Regions from separate parts of the Homo sapiens genome. Here region 2 is linked to region 1. Evidence: chromatin loops called from intact Hi-C (ENCODE). Cell type or tissue: ascending aorta. All regions are shown on one strand. Each heading gives the region's core, and the rest is flanking DNA. Links, peaks and the distances in the headings are about the cores only. Region 1 overlaps ADAM17 (ADAM metallopeptidase domain 17). Region 2 overlaps IAH1 (isoamyl acetate hydrolyzing esterase 1 (putative)).

Region 1 (9,895 bases), core at 559-8,558:
TGCAATTATTTAACATTTCAATGTGCAAAACAATACGTGGTATTAAAATTACTACTGAAATAGAACATATCCATCAATTTATGCTAAGAAGTAAGAGGAACTCAATGTAGAAAGAATATTAAATTTGGGCCAGGCATGGTGGCTCACACCTGTAATCCCAGCACTTTGGGAGGCCAAGATGGAAAGACCACCTGAGCCCAGAAGTTCAAGATCAGCCTTGGCAACATGGCAAGACCCTGTTTTTAAAAATAAATAAATATGAAGCAGGTTAAAGAATCCTGGAAACTAAGTAACTAGTTAGCTAAATAAATAAATAGAACAGTAAAATCTAGACCCAGCTCACCACCAGGCTGTGGGGTCCTGAACAAAATCTTTATCTCTTCATATATAAAGATAATATTTAGCACATGATTGATGGTTATAAAGTAGCACCAAAAACAAAAGGTTTTATAAGCATTCAATTAATTTAAATTATGTTAGAATTTTCTAAACATCGTTACCATCATTAACACCTCTGCAATATCTATTTACTTTTTTAAAAATACTCATCAGTATGAACTTTATTTATTTTATTTATTTATTTTTTGAGACAGAGTCTCACTCTGTTGCCCAGTCTGGAGTGCAGTGGCACCATCTCGGCTAGTGCAGCCTCCACCTCCCTGGTTCAAGTGATTCTCCTGCCTCAGCCTCCCAAGTAGCTGGGATTACAGGCACGTGTCACCATGCCTAATTTTTGTACTTTTAGTAGAGACGGGGTTTTGCCATGTTGCCCAGGCTGAGCTTGGGCAAACTCCTGAGCTCAAGCAATCCACATGTCTTGGCCCCCCAAAGTGCTCGGATTATAGGCGTGAGCCACTGCACCCAGCCCCAGTATGAATTTTAGAATAAGCATTATACTGGAAATTAATTACAAATCTTTAAAATGTAATTTCCCAAGATTTCAGTAGATACCCTTACTTTTTTGTTTTTGCCAAACCAAGCCCCCAGTGCCCCAACATTATTCCATGAATAATTCAAATTACCTTTTCAAAGCTGAAAAAGTTAGTAGTGTTTCTACATGTGTTGAAGTCTGTAGATCTCTTTTTCTTACCGAATGCTGCTGGATATTAGATAAAGAGAGAATATCGTAGTCTGAGAGCAAAGAATCAAGCTTCTCTGAAATAAAGGTAAAAAAGGTATTAGCATCTAAACCTAATAATCAATTGTAGTATCGTTAAAATGAGAGTGCCAGACAATAAATCTTTCCTGATGTAATCCATTAGGAAGTGCCAAGCACAAACTATAAATCATTTTTTATCAACAGAAACTCCACTGCCTCTTCCAAAATCAGGATTTTTAGAAGACAAATTGGGTGACTTGAGTCTCTTTAAAAACTGTCTAAAAATATTTGCACTGATGCCTTCCCTTTCTTTCAACAACTATCACTGCAGACACTATGGTATTCAAAATCCTTCCAATGGACTTAGAAGGTCCTCAAAATACAGCAACAGGAGCTTAAAATACAAGTTTATTGCTACTGATGTTAAATATGCTCACAAAACCAGTTTTAAAAGAAAGACTCTTACTCATGTGTGGAAGCTAAAAAAGTGGATCTCGTGGAGGTAGACAGCAGAATGGTGGTTACCAGAGGCTGAGAAGGGAAGTGGGAGTGGTGGAGATGAACAGAAAGTGGTTAGTGTTACAAAAATACAGTTTGATTAGTAAGTTCTAATATTTGATAGTACAGTACAGAAATTATAGTTAACAATTTATTGTATACTTCAAAACAGCTAGAAGACTTGTAATATTCCTAACACAGAAAAGATGTTTCAAATGATGGGTATCCCAATCACCCTGATTTGATCACTACATATTATACACAGGTATCAAAATATCACATGTACCCAAAAAACACATATCACTAAATAAAACAAAAACTCAATTTAACCATACAACTGCCAAGAGACACCCCCCACCTTTCCCAAACCCCTTCTTTATCCTCTACCCAATACCCTACCCTCCTACCCTCCTACCCTAACTGGCTTCCAGAATGCTAGCAATTAGGCCTTTACCTTCCAGAGGAATATGGAAATCTGACAATCTCTAATGAAAAACCTAAGATTCTGATATCAAAAGTTTCCCAAATGAGGCCATGCATGGTGGCTCACACCTGTAATCCCAGCACTTTGGGAGGCCAAGGATCACCTGAAGCCAGGAGTTCCAGACCAGCCTGATTAACATGGTGAAACCCTGTCTCTACTAAAAATACAAAATTAGCCGGGCATGGTGGTGCATGCCTGTAATCCCAGCTAGTTTGAGGCAGGAGAATCGCTTGAACCCAGGAGGCAGATGTTGCAGGGAGCTGAGATTGCACCACTACACTCTAGCCTGGGCGACAGAGCAAGACTCCATCTCTAGGCGGGGGAAAAAAGGCCGGGCTGGGCACGGTGGCTCACGCCTGTAATCCCAGCACTTTGGGAGGCCAAGGCAGGGGGATCACAAGGTCAGGAGATGGAGACCATCCTGGCAAACATGGTGAAACCCAGTCTCTACCAAAATACAAAAAATTAGCCAGGCGTGGTGGCGGGCACCTGTAGTCCCAGCTACTCATGAGGCTGAGGCAGAAGAATCGCTTGAACCTGGGAGGCGGAAGTTGCAGTGAGCTGAGATCACATCACTGCACTCCAGCCTGGCGACAGAGCAAGACTCCATCTCAAAAGAAGAAAAAAAAAGCCAAAAAGGGCTATTTTTTATTCATTACAACATCCTTGCCTCACAATACTCAGCAAAAACCTTGCACATATCAGCACTCACATGTTCACAAACTGCACGAATTCTCAGTGCTGAAATGCAATATGGTCCTTTAGTTCTTCAATTTCCCTGATACAGGTTGGTACATGAACTCAGTTTCATTCAAGATCATAATCACTCCTACTGACTTAGGAACTTAACCTCAACATTATAGTTTCATTGTCAATAATATAGCCCAGTAGTTCTCAAAGTGTAGTTCCCAAACCAGCAGCATCATCATCAACTGGGAATTTGTTAAAAATGCAAATGCTCAGGTCTCCCCTCAGACCTGCTCAAACAGAAATCCGCCCAGTGGGATCCAATAGTCTGTGTTTAACAAGGCTTCCAGGCAAGGCTGACACACTCAAATATGAAAATCACTGAACTGGCTGGGCATGGTGGCTCACACTTGTAATCCCAGCACTTGGAGAGGCAGAGGCGGGTGGATCACCTGAGGTCAGGAGTTCAAGACCAGCCTGGCCAACATGGCAAAACCCTGTCTCTACTAAAAATACAAAAAATTAGCTGGGCATGGCAGCAGACGCCTATAATCCCAGCTACTCGGTAGGCTGAGGCAAGAGAACTGCTTGAACCTGGGAGGCGGAGGTTGCAGTGAGCCGAGATCACACCACTACTCTCCAGCCTGGGCAACAAGGCAAGACTCCATCTCAAAAAAGAAAAAGAAAAAACCACTGAACTAAGCTAAAGGAAGGTAACAACTCAAAGTAAAGAAAAAAACTTTAGCCACAAAGATGTTCATTATTCAGCCTTGCCTTATTTTCAAGGACAAAAACCAGAATGATGGTAAATTAGTAACTGTGAAATGGTTGGATGTTGTAACACTTCCAAAGACAGGGGAAAAAATCTGCAACTATTTTAAATGTCGTTCACAAAAGGTTTTTAAGAACATGGGGCTGAGGGCGGTGGCTCGCTCCTGTAATCCCAGCACTTTGGGAGGTCAAGGTGAGAGAATTGCTTGACCCAAGGAGTTCGAGACCAGCCTGGGCAAAATAGTGAGACCCTCATCTCTCCAAAAAGTAAAAATAAAATTAGCCAGGCATGGTGGCATGTGCTTGTAGTCTCAGCTACTCAGAAGGTTCAGGCGGGAGGATCACTTGAGCCCAGGAGGTCAAGGCTGCAGTAAGCCAAGATAGCACCACTGCACTCCAGCCTGGGTGACAGGATGAGACCCAGTCTCAAAAAAAAAAAAAAAGAAAGAACATGGAAAAATACATATGTTATAATGTTAAATATAGATTTCAGAAATATTCATATTGTATAATCTTAACTATGTATAAAAATAGGTCTAGAAAAAATAAGCACAAGACAGTAACATCATTGGTTATTTTGGGTATATTTTCTATAATAAGCACTTTTTAAATGTAGCTTGCTAAAGCACTTTAAAATACTTAACTAATGCATTTCAACTGCAATTGATTCTCTTTTAATAACTGGATATCTCAAATTGAAGATTCTGAAGCCATTACAAACTATAGTAAAAACAGTTCTTCCTTTGGAGCCAAACTGTAGCTACGTACTACTGCTATTGTGTTTTCACTAACAAGTAACCTCTCAGGTACTCAATATTTCACTGCACTTCACTTCCAAAATTCTAACCACTAGTAATCTCAATTTTTTACAGGCTTTACAACAGAATTTATATTTCTCCCCATTTCCCAAGAGTTTATCTCTTATCCATATCCAATTCTCTCAATAAACTTAAGTATAAACCACCTGCTTCTGACAGTAGAGTTTATTACAGTTAATACCAGACACTGCCGCACTGTCTATCTCAGCTCAGTGTCTGGCCATATTCTTTTTTTTTTTTTGAAATGGAGTCTCACTCTGTCGCCAGGCTGGAATGCAGTGGCGTGATCTCAGCTCACTGCAACCTCCGCCTCCTGGGTTCAAGCGATTCTCCTGTCTCAGCCTCCCAAGTAGCTGGGACTACAGGTGCACACCACCTATCCAGCTAATTTTTGTATTTTTAGTAGAGAAGGGGTTTCACTGTGTTGGCCAGGATGGTCTTGATCTCTTGACCTCGTGATCCACCCACTTCGGCCTCCCAAAGTGCTGGGATTACAGGCGTGGGCCACAGAGCCCAGCCCATATTCTCTCTTTAAAAAACTACAATGGCTGCCTACTTCTCTCTAGAATGAGAGCACCTTCCTTACTTTCTACAAGTTGCCACAGCAGTCATCATTTTGTTATCTTTTTTGTCATCTGCATTTTTTGTTGTTTTTGCTTTTTGTTGTTTTGTTATGTGCTTTTGTTATCTTTTTCATCCCCCTACCCCTCCTTTCTTGCACACACATTCTACACTTATTTTTTCTCTTTTCCACCAGACTCCATTTACTTGATTATTTAACAAATATTTATTGAGAACCTCCTACCTTTCAGGCACTAAGGATACAACACAGAGAAAAAGAAACAGACTTCCAGTATTGTGACACTGGAGGAAAGACCAAAATTATTATAAAGTACATCACAGACCAAGACAGAAGTAGCCACAGAAAGTTATGCACAGACACAGCAGGGGCATGATCCCTGCCTGCTGAGTCAAAGATGTTTTCCCAGGGAAACGGTTTTGAAGACCAGAAGGATGAGGCAGCACCCCAGAGAAGGAAAAGAAAGGAGAGGCCTTAGGTCAAGGGCATAACATATGCTGAATTCCACAAAAAATAGAACACAACACTTAAAGACGTGAAAGCAACTCAATGAGGCTACAGTGCAGAGCAGTACAGAGAGAATATGAAGTGTGAGGCTGGAGAGTCAGGCACTGGTCAGGCCATGAAGGGCTATGGAAGGAAATCAGGGATTCTGGGCTTTGGATAATGGCAATAGCTGTAAGTTGGAAATTTCATTATAGGCCAGCTGTGGTGGCTCATGCCTGTCATCCCAGCACCTTGGGAGGCCAAGATGGGTAGATCGCTTGAGCCCCAGGAGTTCAAGACAAGCTTGGGCAACACAGCAAAACCCCGTCTCTACCAAAAAAATAAATAAAATAAAATACAAAAATTAGCCAGGCGTGGTGGTGTACACCTGCAGTCCCAGCTGCTCAGGAGGCTGAGGTGGGAGGATGGCTTGAGCTCAGGAGGCAGAGGTTGCAGTGAGCTGATATCGTGCCACTGCACTCCAGCCTAGGCAACGAGGCCAGATCCTGTCTCAAAATCCAAAAAAAAAAAAAGAGAGAGAAAGCCAAGGTGGGCGATCACTTGAGGTCAGGAGTTAGAGACCAGCCTGGCCAACGTGGCAAAACCCTGTCTCTGCTAAAAATACAAGATTAGCTGGGCGTGGTAGCAGGTGCGTATAATCTCAGCTACTTGGGAGGCTGAGGCATGAGAATCGCTTGAACCCAGGAGGCAAAGGTGGCAGTGAGCCGAGATCATGCCACTGCACTCCAACCTGGGTGACAGAGTGAGACTCCATCCCCCCCAAAAAAGAAAGAAATTTCATTATGACTGCAGTGTGGAGAATGGGCTAGAGGGGAACAAGACCGGAATGTAGGAAATCTGCTGGTAGGCTGCAGAGCAAACCAAGTAGAAACCACTAAAAGACTCCTAGGTTGTGGCTCACTGTGATTAAAAAAAAAAAAAAGAAAACAAAACAAGAGAGGGGCTGATATCAGGAGACAATTGCATGCTGAAAGATTCTGGAGTTTTGAATGATAGAGCCTTGGGAGAAACAGAAATGAAAACAAAAGATTCTGGAGTTTCATATTCTATTTTGTTCCTTATACACAGTTGCAATTTCATTGCTCATTTACATAGGACTTCCTTTGCATTAAGTCATCATGTCTAGTTGTGTTACTGATGAGCCACATAGTGATTTTCAGCAGGGAGAGTAAATCTATGTTATCACAAGATTCTTAACACTGACATCAGCGGTAAAAAGTAGCCAATACTTTGTTCCTTCTAAAGGTTTCAAAGAAGAATAAAAAGAAAACGGGGCTTTCAGGCCTGTAACAAAATGGCCTTCTGGTTGTAGCTGTGGAGTTGCCTACAGAAGATTAGATAAACCTTCCACTCTCCCACTTCTCTTATATCTGAATTGTTTTGTCTCTGGGATAAGCTTTTATGGCCATTCACTTTAATGCATTGACATAAAGTATATCCATATTTTCTTCATTAAGCCCAGAGCTGACATTTTTAAGCTAAAACTAATCGTGAAACTTTAAAAAATTATGTATATGGCAGGTCACAGTGGCTCACACCTGTAATCCCAGCACTTTGGGAGGCCGAGGTGGGTGGATCACAAGGGTGGGAGTTCAAGACCAGCCTGGCCAACATGGTAAAACCCAGTCTCTACTAAAAATACAAAAATTAGCCAGGCGCGGTGGCAGGCACCTGTAATCCCAGCTACTCAGAAGCCTGAGGCAGGAGAATCGCTTGAACCCGGGTGGCAGAGGTTGCAGTGAGTGAGCTGAGATCACGCCACTGCACTCCAGCCTAGGTGATAGAGTGAGACTCCATCTCAAAAACAAACAAACAAAAATTATGTATATAATTTTGTGTGTATATCAACATATATACACATAAGTATAGTGGTATGTATATAACCGTCCCACACGTATTTAAGAACAATGTAAATAAAGTGTTATATGAGAAGGTTCTGGAAACGTGTGGGTTTTTGTTTTGTTTTGTTTTTGAGACAGGGTCTCGCTCTGTTGCTCAGGCTAGAGTGCAGGGCACAATCACCACTCACTGCAGCCTCAACCTCCTGGGCATGAGCAATCCTCCGGGTGGCTGGGACCACAGGCACATGCCACCGCACCTGGCTAATTTTTGTTTCTATTTTTTTGTAGAGACAAGGTCTTGCCATGTTGCCCAGCCTGGTCTCAAACTCCTGGGCTCAAGTGATCCTTCCCCCTTAGCTTTCCAAAATGCTGAGATGACAGTCGTGAGCCACCGCGCCCAGCTTGTGGATTTTTTACATTAATTTCTTTTATTTTTTCAGCAAATTGCATTTTCCTAAAATACTACTTGAGAGTGTACTGCAGAACCCCAAGGCACTCAGCTCACTCTTCACTGCTCTGCTGCATGAAGTACGAAAAGTTCCCCCAAAATGACACTATCAATGTCATGCTCCTACTTCTGATATCAGAAATGGAAAACATAAAGCCAGTACTGCTGTGAAGTGTTTATTGTGTTTGTGCTGAAGACACAGGAGCCTTCCTCTTCAGCACCCCCCAAAACACACAGGACAGGGAAGCAGGCCACGTGTAGTAAGTGTCAGGTGCGGGTTGTTGGGACTAAGGAATGAGAAAAAGGGAGCAGTGCTCTCTGCTAGGCCAGGGACCCCAGAGCCTGGGAACTAAACAATTTTATGGATTTATACCAGTAAAGGAGGATAGAGTATGAGCTGCTTCAACTAATTCCCTATCAAGAGCTCCTCAACAGACCTGGGACGTAACCTGAGCCAAGACTCTCCAGCAAGACCAGTAACCAGGATGCAAGTTTCAGGTTAGGCAATGAGACTACTTCCACAATTACCAGCAGCCCTGCCTAGTCCTAGGCTAAACCTGTATCCGATACTCATTCTTTTTTTTTTTTTTTTTTTTTTTTGAGATGGAGTCTCACTCTGCTGCCCAGGCTGCACTGCAGTGGCTCAACCTTGGCACACTGCAACCTCTGCCTCCCGGGTTCAAGCAATTCTCCTGCCTCAGTCTCCCCAGTAGCTGGGATTACAGGCACGCACCACCACGCCTGGCTAATTTTTGTATTTTTAGTAGAGACAGGTTTCACCATGTTGGTCAAGCTGGTCTTGAACTCCTGGCCTCAAGTCATCCGCCGGCCTCAGCCTCCCAAAGTGCTGGGACTATAGGTGTAAGCCACTGTGTCCAGCTACTCATTCTTGTAATCAAAAGAATAGGTAACTGGCTGGGGCAGTGGTTCACGTCTGTAATCCCAGCACTTTGGGAGGCTGAGGCAGGTGGATCACCAGAGGTCAGGAGTTCAACACAGGCCTGTCCAATATGATGAAACCCCATCTCTACTAAAAATACAAAAAAAAAAAAAAAAAAAAAATTAGCCAGGCGTGGTGGGGGACACCTGTAATCCCAGCTATTCGTGAGGCTGAGGCACGAGAATCACTTGAACCTGGGAAGTGGAGGTTGCAGTAAGCCAAGATTGCGCCACTGCGCTCCAGCCTGGGTGACAGTGAGACTCTGTCTCAAAAAAAAAAAAAAGGTAACTAATTTTGGACATGTTATATTTGAAGTGCCAAATGGGCAGCTGAATATGAACTCCAGAGAACAAGTCCAGGTCAGAGATACACGTCTAGTCATTAGCAGAACACTGTCAAATGAAGTGAAACCAGTACAACTCATGTAACAACAAAGAAAAAAAAAAAAGGAAGGGGGGGAACGGAGAGATGCCCATTTCCTTGGCTGATTTTAGGAGTAAATAAAGAGATACAGATTGAGCATCCCTTATCCAAAATGCTTGAGACCAGAAGTGTTTCATTCATCAGAATTTTTTAAATTTTGAAATATTTGCATATACATAATGAGGTATCTTGGGGATGGGACCCAAGTCTAAATATAAAATTCATTTATGTTTCATTTATTCACTTACTTTGAGATGGAGTCTTGCTCTGTCGCCCAGGCTGGAGTGCAGTGGCGCGATCTCGGCTCACTGCAAGCTCCACCTCCCAGGTTCACACCATTCTCCTGCCTCAGCCTCCCGAGTAGCTGGGACTACAGGCGCCTGCTACCACACCTGGCTAATTTTTTGTATTTTTAGTACAGACAGGGTTTCACCATGTTAGCCAGGATGGTCTCGATCTCCTGACCTCGTGATCCACCCAGCTCGGCCTCCCAAAGTGCTGGGATTACAGGCATGAGCCACCGCGCCTGGCCTAAACAATATTTTTAAGTAACTTTTTTTGCATGAAAAAAAGTTTGTGTACAACGAAGCATTCGAAAGCAAAGGTGTCACTGTCTCGGCCACCCACATAAATAATCTGTGGTTGTCTGGCATCACCATCATTCCTGACTGATTTTACATGCTACAATAAGTAATCGTTTTGTTATACCTATTCACACATAAGTACTACACAGTAAAAAATATACCACTAACAGTGAAAAAATCGTGTGTTAGGGGTAATGTGTGCTGTCATGCCAGCA
Region 2 (9,895 bases), core at 797-8,796, 55 kb before region 1:
CTCTAGCTCAAAAAAAAAAAAAAAAGTCACATAAGCTAGTTGGCCACCCAGATTCTAACAGAGCTCTTGGCTAGTGAGATTCTTCCCCAAGAAAGAAATGGCTGTATGGGTAAAATTCTTATAGTTCAGGGCCTGGTATGGCTGCTCATGCCTGTGATCCCAATACTTTGTGAGGCCAAGGTGGGAGTATTGCTTGAGCCTAGGAGTTCAAAACCAGCCTGGGCAACATAATGAGAGACCCATCTCTACAAAAAGCACAAAAATTAGCCAGGTAGCCAGGTATGGTGGCACGTGCCTGTAGTCCCAGCTGCTCAGGGGGCTGAGGTTAGAAAGATCGCTTGAGCCCAGGAGGTTGAGGCTGCAGTGAGCCATGATCATGTCACTGCACTCCAGCCTGGGCAGCAAAGCAAGACCCTGTCTCCAAAAATATGTGTATCTTTTTAAATATGTACTCTTGAGTTCAGGGCAATGGGAGGGAGACTGGACTCCTGTGTCCCAGCAATTACTGTTCTAGGTTAGATGGTAGAAGTTCTTTCTGCCTAAAAACCTGCCTAGAGTCAAAAACAATATTGACTCATGGGGCCCCTGAACACTCCTAATACCAAATTTTTCATTTTTGCTGATTACGTTAATAGGCCATATTTACCTGTTAAGGTTCTTTCAAATAACCTGAGAATCATGTCATATGATTCAGAAGACCTGGAATGAGGTCCCAGCTCACTTAATGGTGAGTGACTTTCATGAAACTCAATTCTATAATATGGAGACAGCACTATAGCACTAGTCAGGGTTCTCTGTGTGTTCAAACACCTACGTAAATAGCACATCAGTGCTACTGTAGTCCAAGACACCTCTGGTCAGATGCCTACAATGAAAGGGGCTGGTGATATTTCTGTCGCAGGGCCACAAATGAGAGAATGGTACACACTGGCATTTAGAAAAGTTATACCCTCCCTCCCCGGCCTTTTTGTGTGTGTGTGTGTGTGTGTGTGTGTGTGTGTGTGTGTGTGTGTGCGCGCGCGCGCGCGCGCTGTGGGGGGAGACAGTCTATCACCCAGGCTGGAACTCAGTGGTGCAATGATACCTCACTGTAGCCTCCAACTCCTGGGCTTAAGTGATCCTCCCATCTTCGCCTCCCAAGTAGGTGGGAATACAGGTGTTTGCCACCACACCCAGCTAATTTTTGTATTTTTAAAATTTTTTGTAGAGACAGGGTCTCAAACTCCTGTCTTCCAGTAATCCTCGGCCCCAAAGTGTTGGAATGACAGGGGTGAGCTACCACACGTGGCCAGTTACCCACCTTTAACCGATTTCTCTCCCTTCTAGGACTTCTCATCTTATTTATCAGATGGACTACATTTGTCTCCAAAGGGGAATGAATTTTTGTTCTCGCATCTCTGGCCTTTGATAGAGAAAAAGGTCTCTTCTCTACCTTTGCTGCTTCCTTACTGGCGGGATGTAGCAGAAGCAAAACCTGAATTAAGTCTGCTGGGAGATGGAGACCATTAGCCAATCACAGGAGACCCAAATCTGCTTGTTATCTACAGAACTCAAAGTTGTCAATACGTAGAGGTACGCTTTTTTCCTCAGGCTTAAACCTTTGCCACTGATATTAATAATAAAAGTATTAGATGATTTTTCAGGGAAGTTTTATACTTAGGTCCATTGTGTTTCGACAGTATTTATTAATGCAGATATCAGTGCTACAGCTATAAAATATACCCTGAGCAGCTTGTTAATTCTATAAATGACAAAGACTATGTTTTTAAAAAGTCACAATTTTATAAAAATGGTTTTTCTTACATTCTTTTGAGAACTGTTTCACTCATACATACACCCACACACCCCACTCAACCTTGTATCAAATTCCAAAAGTGTAACTAAAGTATAAGAATATCATGACTAGTTAAAAGATAGCAAATACCATAAGGTACAAGTTCAAGTATTAGTATAACAAGTATCTGAGTAACAAATGTCCTTGGAAATGGGGGGTAGGAGGAGATATGATTAGTCACAGGTTTGGTTAACTGCCCTCAAAATTTACAAGTTAAAATGTTTTGGCTGGTGAGCACATTTCAGTTCTTAGGGGAAAAAAAGCTTTTAATGGCAATTTATAGAAATCAGAATCCAGGCTAATGATTTTTATCCTTCACACAGTAAATGCAGCCCATCCAGAATCCTGGAGCAATAAAGTAAGAAGTAATTCAAATATCTGCTTGTGGGTCAATAAAAAGGGTTTCTGAAGTATCAAGTCTTGTGGGGACAGCCCCCAACCCTAAGGGCAGGTAGTATTCTATCTCCTGGCTGGCTCATCACATTCAAAACAACCTGTTTTTTTTGTTGTTGTTGTTGTTAAGAAATATCTCACCCTCTTATTCAATAGTGTTTGAAAACAGGCAATCTTTGTATTTTAAATATTCTAGGTTTGTAGATAGTGAATTTTTTTTTTTTTTTTTTTTTTTTGAGGCAGAGTCTCACTCTGTCACCCAGGCTGGAGTGTAGTGGCGCAACCTCAGCCTCTCCAAGTGCTGGGATTACAGGCATGAGCCACCACTCCCAGCCAATAGTGAATTTTCTAAGAGCATGTATCCCTATCAGTAACAGGGATACATGAAGATACTTATAAAATACAGAAAAACTGCCCAGCAAATCAGGGCCCTAAACAGTTGGTAGATTCCATAAATTCAACTGGCTACCATGTATAGCCCTCACTGTAAGGTAGGTGGTTAGGTTTCTAGAGAGCATTAGTCTTAGAATTATGAAGAGCCATATTAACCCAAATGATTTCTAAATTTAGATATATATTTTCCCTGCTACATAAAAACTCTGGGTAATAACTAGAAATAGACCCACAATTTAGAGACAATGTATACTAGATTTATCTCCTTTGTTTTTAGTTGAAGGCAAAAAAAAAAAAAAAAAAAAAAAACTATTCCAGTTGTCATCACAAATAAATGCCAAATGCCTCATATTCAGCGGTTCATTACAGTGTATAAAAAAAAACTGATCATTTCCCTAGTCAGTGCTGTTATCAATATAAAAGATTAATTTACAAAAACGTAAATATTCATAACCCAATCCAGCTGTATTTTCTGCTTTTGCACCACAGGTCAAAAGATATTTTAAAAACTAAAACCTGAAAGCCTCAAAATAAGCTAGATTCACCTTCACCTTACCTTTTCAAAAGGAGAAGGGCCAAACCACACAAGAACTGTTTACCTGCAGGAAGTTCAAACACATGACCAGCATCTGCTAAGTCACTTCCCAGTCTTCACAAAATACAAGCTGTGATTGATTTGTAGGTCAAATCTATAAAAATATTTTGCACACTTAAGTCAGAAGAGCTGAGAACTAAATTAGCACTCTGTTTCTTTGCTGTCAACACGATTCTGACGCTGCAGTTTAAAGGAGGCAGCCTTTTCACTTCTGGTGACCGGATGGTCCGTGAGATCCTCAAATGACTTGGCAGCTGTGCTGCTATTTGGGAAGGGGTCCTTCTCAAACCCATCCTCGTCCATATGTGAGTCTGTGCTGGGGTCTTCCTGGATGGTGTCCATTCTCTGGTGGTCCAGTTTTGGAGCTGCTGGCGCCGAAGGGATCACAGGGGCAGGCTGCAGGCGGCCTGGAGTCTGGGGCGCAGGAAAGGGTTTGATAATGCGAACCGATGCAGAATCCATGCTGCTCAGCATTTCGACGTTCTGCAAAGACATGGGTTCAATTGATTGATAGGAATAAAAGATGAATCGGAGGTCCTCACAGCTCCACCCTTACCCATCAAACAGCCTCTTATTCTGTTGGCACTGTGATGCTAAGAAAAAAGTGCTAGGTGAGGCTCACTCAACCTAAGTGACTAAAAAATACTAGGTTGGTGCAAAAGTAATTAATGCCATTACTTTTAATGGCAAAAACAGTAATTACTAGCTTTCAAGCATCCTGAAAACTTACTTACCATTTGAAGACCCAAAAGAGGATTCAAACCTCTCAAGGTAAGATCCCAAGAGAGAAATTGAACTCAAAATATTAACTAAGTGTTGAATGGCTAAATCACTCCTTATGGCTTGGGAAGGGGACAGCACAGCTCTTTAAATGTCCATCCATGCAACTAATCGAAGTTCACCATCACTGTTGTCAGAAGGGTAAACATTCCAACCTAGACCCTTCCTGCTGCAACATGACCTTCCATCAGCCAGTGAAAGCTCTTGCTGGGTCAGGTGAAGGTCTTTGCCTAACAGGGCCTCAGACCAGGCGAAGATTATGTTTCTTTCATATGGTATACTTACACTGGGGTGAAACAGAGACAGAGATTCATACTGTTTATCCAATTTCTTATCCTAGAAAGAAACAGCAAGAAGGTCATTCCCTACAAATACAATTCAGTTAGTGAGTACTATTTCATCACAGGCTATTCCTAACACTAACTGAAGAACTTAGAACCTGAGTTGTAGAAAGTGATAGCAGGCTCAACAGATGACAATCCATTTCTCACCCAAGCTTTAGTTATGCCACCAGTCTAGAAGTGTTTCCTTTGCACTCAAAGGAAATACATTTTGGCGTTAAGTACAGAAAGAGGCAAGGTTTAAGTGCTATGTTTTCTGAGAAATTTATCCCTCTGTGGGCAGGGGAATAATAAAGGCATCTTCCTGTGCATGAAATGACAAATGTCCCAGATGCTGGGTACACCAGGACCGCACTGACTGGAAGGGCAACTGGTAGGAAGACCCAGGTGGCTGGGCCTGCAGCATTCTTCGCACTGCCCCGGCCCATGGCCTCACTCTCTTAGCTGTCTCCACAGTTTCTGTGGACCATGCTCTGCTGGAGGAACTGGGCCTCAATCCCTACATCCTACTTCTGCAGAAGGCTAACCACATGGCCATCTGCTGCCCCATCCCTGCCTGTGGCTGAAGCATAATAGGTGACAGAGGGCAAGGACCAAGAATCCAGGACTAGGCTTCCTGTCTGGGTGCCATCAATGCATTCTATGACCAAAAACAAGCCATGGCCCTCCCTCCTATCGGAGGCTTTGCTCTGAAATCAAGGGTCGTGCCTTGTCCACATGTGCAACTTCCCTGTAAACAAAATAGGTTCCATCCTCCAATAGAAGCAATCGTGATGGATGGCACTGTCATCCAGAGACATCTGTCAAAGCTTCAAGCACGTCACCTTCAGCTTTCTTCAGCACAAGTGCTCCCTAGAGATCTTCCTATACCCATCATGCTCACCACCCTGAGGAAGAGCTGCTCTGTGAGATGGCCCCTAGGCAGGAGAAGCCAGCAGGAAAGGAAAGGAAGGAGGCAGTAGGAAAAACTCCTTTGTCATCAGAGTTGTGCTGGAATTTTTAAATGCTCATAGGAAGGCCACTATGAAAGAGTTTGGGAAAACAAGTCTGGAAGCCTGGGTGTGACTTTCTCATCTCTACAGCAGACAAATCCCCATTCCCCACAGATGCAAGTGAATGGATTCGTAAGAACATTTATGAAAAAGGGCCTCAAATTTATAAAGGACCAGGAGTTCCTTAGTCAAAGCCCAATTCAACTTGTAGCTGTTACTGATTCTGAATGAGAACAGAAAAGACTGCTTACTCTTATTTTTTGGGGAAGATGTAAATACTCTATATGACAGCTGGGCCCCAGTCCCTACATCCTATTTGTGCAGAAGGCTGAAGACATAGCCATCTGCTGCCAATAATCTACATGATATATGGGGAACATCTGAAATGCCGATGTTTGATATTTGCTCTATTGCAACGAAGTCAGCCTGAAAATGCTCTTCAATAAGGGCTTTACTCATCAAAGGACCTGGACAAATCCAGTTAAACAGTCTCCTATGCTTAAAAGTATAAAATTCCTAAGAAATTTATATATTAAAACACCAACACACAAAAATAGTATTTTTTTTAAAAGACCATTAGTTAAGCTTTCTACAAGACATGTTCCCCTAGGAATAACAACAAAAAAAGCTATTGGAAATATCAGGCCAAACTTTGCTAAGAACAAGTTTTACCTTTTCCAGAGATTACATGGTTGGAGTTGATCAAAATTTAAATAAAACATTTAATTACTTAAAAGTTGATGACTTACCACACAATGGACAAGAATGCTGAAAGGAATCCAAAATATCAAGGAGAAAACCAGGACAGACCCAACGATGTTGTCTGCTAAAAACTTTCCTGTGAACAATTCCAAACAGTTAATGTCTTGACCAAGTACTTCACAAATCTAAAGTGAAATGCTCTTAGGATATTACCATTGTGTCAAATGCCAGAGCTGCTGGCTAGACATACTACCGAGAGCAGAATGTCTGTGCTGCCTGTATTACACCACACCATCTCTCCATACCAAGTGCTTTTAAAGAAATAGCCCTCATATACTGGCTGACAGGAAGAGATTGCAGAATATTCAACATGTTACCTGGAGTAGCTGTGTCAACAGATTAATATGGAATGCTACTACTAGTAAATGCTTAAGAAGACAAAGTTTTTGTTACCTGGATATTATTTTTGTGATTAAATTATGGACTCGTGACAACATGATATACCCTGCTTCTGCAAAATATGAGGCTCACTTTTACATCAAGCAGGATTCAGTATATAGCATTCAGTCAAATAAACACTCTTACATCAATCAGGATTCAGTCTATAGCATTAAACTATGCTTATGCTAATCACATGGATATTTTTGGGTAAAGAAGGAAGCCAGTATTTTGACTTTATTTCCCTTGTCAGAAAATCTGTGCATCCAAGCTCCACGGGGACAGACTATCTATGAGTTCATTTTATTCTAGCCAACAAAGTTGTTTCATAACTAAAGCTGTGAATAGTTCCACCTTCTACTGCAGAATTAAAGCACATCACTCTGAAAGCACACTTTTCTAATGTCATCACAGAAATTGACTCAGCTCTCAGTAAGTAATCTGGGGAAATCACCTACCAAAAGTATTGATGCTCAGCTGGTCAATGAAATCCCAAAATCGTTCAATTACATCCTGTACTCGTTTCTCACATTTGCCCTATGAAGAAAAAACATACATACAGCATCATTCCCAAACACAATGTATTCAGAAGCAATGTAGCTTTATAAAAATAACTGACATGTAAAGGGCTTCATTAAAATCAAACGTTTTCCCATCTTTGACACAAGGCAATAACTTCCGCGTAATGAGTACCCAAGAAAGTAGAACATCTGTCATTAACACTTTCATAATTACTCCATTTTTACAAGTGATTTAGAATTACCAGGAGACAAAAATCAAGGAAACCAGTTTGCTAAAGATGAGGCATTCCAGTAAGGACTCTACACATACACAGTGGACAGTGAACAACACAGCCAGACTCCCTGTGAAGCCTCGTAAATCTTAAAACCCTCTCCCATCATTCTGCATGAGAAAAATTATGCTTCTCTAGAGAACAAAAGGGTCTGGCTTAAGTAAGTCAAGCAGCCTTCTAGGTCTTTCCTACTCATTCAGCACCTGTTTCAAAATCACACCCTGAATAATTTTGCAATCTTAGTCAGTTCTGTAAGTAATCTAGGAAAACATAATTAGGACCCACTGCCTGAAACCAACCAACTTTACCATAAAGTCCCCACCCCAGTCCTTCTCAGTCTCTGGGCTCAAAGCCTCCCACCACAGAAGGAAACTACAGGCAGGGACCTGAAAGCACTCCGTCTTCTCCTCCTAAGTAATACCCGTAGATAACAATGGGCCAGAAGGATGTAGCCCCACTTGTGTTTTGATTTGTTTTCATCTGCAAAATCAAGTACTTACAAAATAAAAACTTCCTATCTGGCTGTTACAGAAAAAGCTGTACATAAATACTCACATTCATGTCACAAAATCCTACTGTACAGGGCTTTCCTTTCCTCAAAAATAAGTTCTTTTGTTCAGCATCGACATAGGGCACACAGCGGCCAGAAAGGTCCCTGCAGCACACCTTGCAGGAGTTGTCAGTTTCTGGAACAGAGAACACGCATTGACAGCTGGATTGTTCTGAGACCTGCCTCTCCTCCTGCCTCCTCTTTCCTCCCTGACCATGCTCCCAAAGAGGTAAGAAATCACATTTATTTTTTATTTAAATAGCTAATACTATCCATAGCCCCCACCAAGGAGTAGTTTCTGAGGTCACACTCCTCAGCCTTCAGTGACAGAGGCCACAAGGTTTAAAAAAAAATGCAGAGAAAAATCCATTCTAGATTCAAGACCTCTCTTCAAAGTCTAACTATTCTCTCCCCTTCAAGCCCCTCACAATGCTCTTCTAAATGCTTCCCTTTGTCCCAACTTTCTTGTCACCCTGCTGACTTCAATCCTTGGTTTTTCAGTCTAAAGTGTGCCCCTCAGGGCCCACACTGGCTCCCTGAAAGCGAGAGCAGCTGGGACACAACTGTCCACCCTTGGGTGGGGAGCTCAGTGACCCCAGGAGCATGAGCCCTGCAGCCAAAGCTCCACAACTCCTCCCAAGAACAGCTCTGACAGGTCACAGGATAAAACACCGGGCATCTGTGAGCCATGTGGGCATACATAAGAATGGCAGAAATGCCAGAAAATTAAACCATACTTAGGAGAAAAAGAAATCAACTAGAACACAAAAACAAGCAAAAAGAAAACCTTTTCAGAAAAGGCCGGGAGCAGTGGCTCTCGCTTGTAATCCCAGCACTTTGGGAGGCCAAGGCGGACAGATCACTTGAGGCCAGGAGTTCGAGAACAGCCTGGCCAACATGGCAAGACCCCATCTCTACTAAAAATAAAAAAAATTAGCCAGATGTGGTGGTGCTTGCCTGTAGTCCCAGCTACTCAGGAGGCTGAGGCACGAGAATCACTTGAACCCGGGAGGCGGAGGCTGCGGTGACCTGAGATCGCGCCACTGCACTCCAGCCTGGGCGAGAGTGAGACTCCATCTCAAAAAAAAAAAAAGAAAACCTTTTCATCATTCACTAATTTATAAAATATTTCTTGGACTTTTACTGTGTCGGGCTCTGTCCTTCCAGAGCACCCCAAGCCTCTTGGCATTCAACACAACAGATTTATTTGGCATCTGCTACGTGTTACCTTTTTTTTTTTTTTTTTTAAGAGGTGAGGTTTCACAATGTTGCCCAGGCTGGTCTCAAACAACTCCTGAGCTCAAGTGATCCACCCACCTTGGCCTCCCAAAGTGCTGGGATTATAGATGTGAGACACTGCCCTCAACCTATCTTCTTTACCTACACATTATTGAACTTGGAAGAGTTCCTCACTCCACTGTATGGATGGTGAGCTTCCAACCCAGTGATTTTATTTAACTACCGGGTTCTTTGTCTTTTATTTATTTTATTTTTTACTTATTTATTTATTTATTTGAAATGGAGTCTCGCTCTGTTGCCCAGGCTAGAGTGTAGCGGCGCAATCTCAGCTCACAGCAACCTCCGCCCCCTGGGTTCAAGCAATTCTCCTGCCTCAGCCTCCCTAGCAGCTGGGATTACAGGTGTACGCTACCACACCCGGCTAATTTTTTTTATTTTTAGTAGAGACAGCGTTTTGCCATGTTGACCAAGCTGCTCTCAAACTCCTGACCTCAAGTGATCTGCCCACCTCGGCCTCCCAAAGTGATGGGATTACAGGTGTGAGTCACCACACCTGGCTCTCTGTCTATTTTGAAAGCAAGAGAACTCCCTCATCGACTCCCATGGTTTAAGTGGGGTGGGAAGCAGAGTCCAGCCAGTCCCTGACCAGTCCATGAGGATGCCCTCAAACCCAGGGGTTCCAAAATAGCACAGAAACCTAAGGAAAACTGACAGGCCAGCAGGAGAGAGGCTCCTGCCCCAGGCTGCTCTAAGAGATCAGAGGGGAGCAGACCCAGCCTTCTTGATAACTGCAAAAATCCTCATCTAGTGGGGTTAGGTCCTGGAATCAGCTCTCTCTGGTGGAG

Evidence for each region. A loop is a pair of places that touch in the nucleus more often than their neighbours do. Peaks named below come from ENCODE experiments on the same cell type or tissue, not always from the same donor. Only the 100,000 strongest peaks of a DNase experiment are listed, where the experiment ranks them.
Region 2: a loop joins it to region 1, with 2.1 times the contacts of the local background. A loop is called at or near these places in 8 of 110 quality-filtered maps.

The regions. Positions count from the first base shown.
Region 1 is chr2:9,542,131-9,552,025 of GRCh38, forward strand. It overlaps ADAM17 (ADAM metallopeptidase domain 17), which reads right to left. Exons shown (of 19, transcript NM_003183.6): 2 at 1,023-1,155. Among named protein-coding and RNA genes, the nearest start is that of ADAM17, 8.8 kb to the right of the region's middle. In ascending aorta, for the core only: no CTCF peak of the experiment used is centred there; no DNase peak of the experiment used is centred there; H3K27ac peaks cover 1,336 bases.
Region 2 is chr2:9,486,821-9,496,715 of GRCh38, forward strand. IAH1 (isoamyl acetate hydrolyzing esterase 1 (putative)) reads left to right here. Exons shown (of 6, transcript NM_001039613.3): 6 at 1,327-2,922. The coding sequence ends at 1,509. ADAM17 (ADAM metallopeptidase domain 17) reads right to left here. Exons shown (of 19, transcript NM_003183.6): 15 at 7,817-7,947; 16 at 6,927-7,005; 17 at 6,078-6,166; 18 at 4,281-4,331; 19 at 1,666-3,698. The coding sequence ends at 3,357. Among named protein-coding and RNA genes, the nearest start is that of IAH1, 17 kb to the left of the region's middle. In ascending aorta, for the core only: no CTCF peak of the experiment used is centred there; no DNase peak of the experiment used is centred there.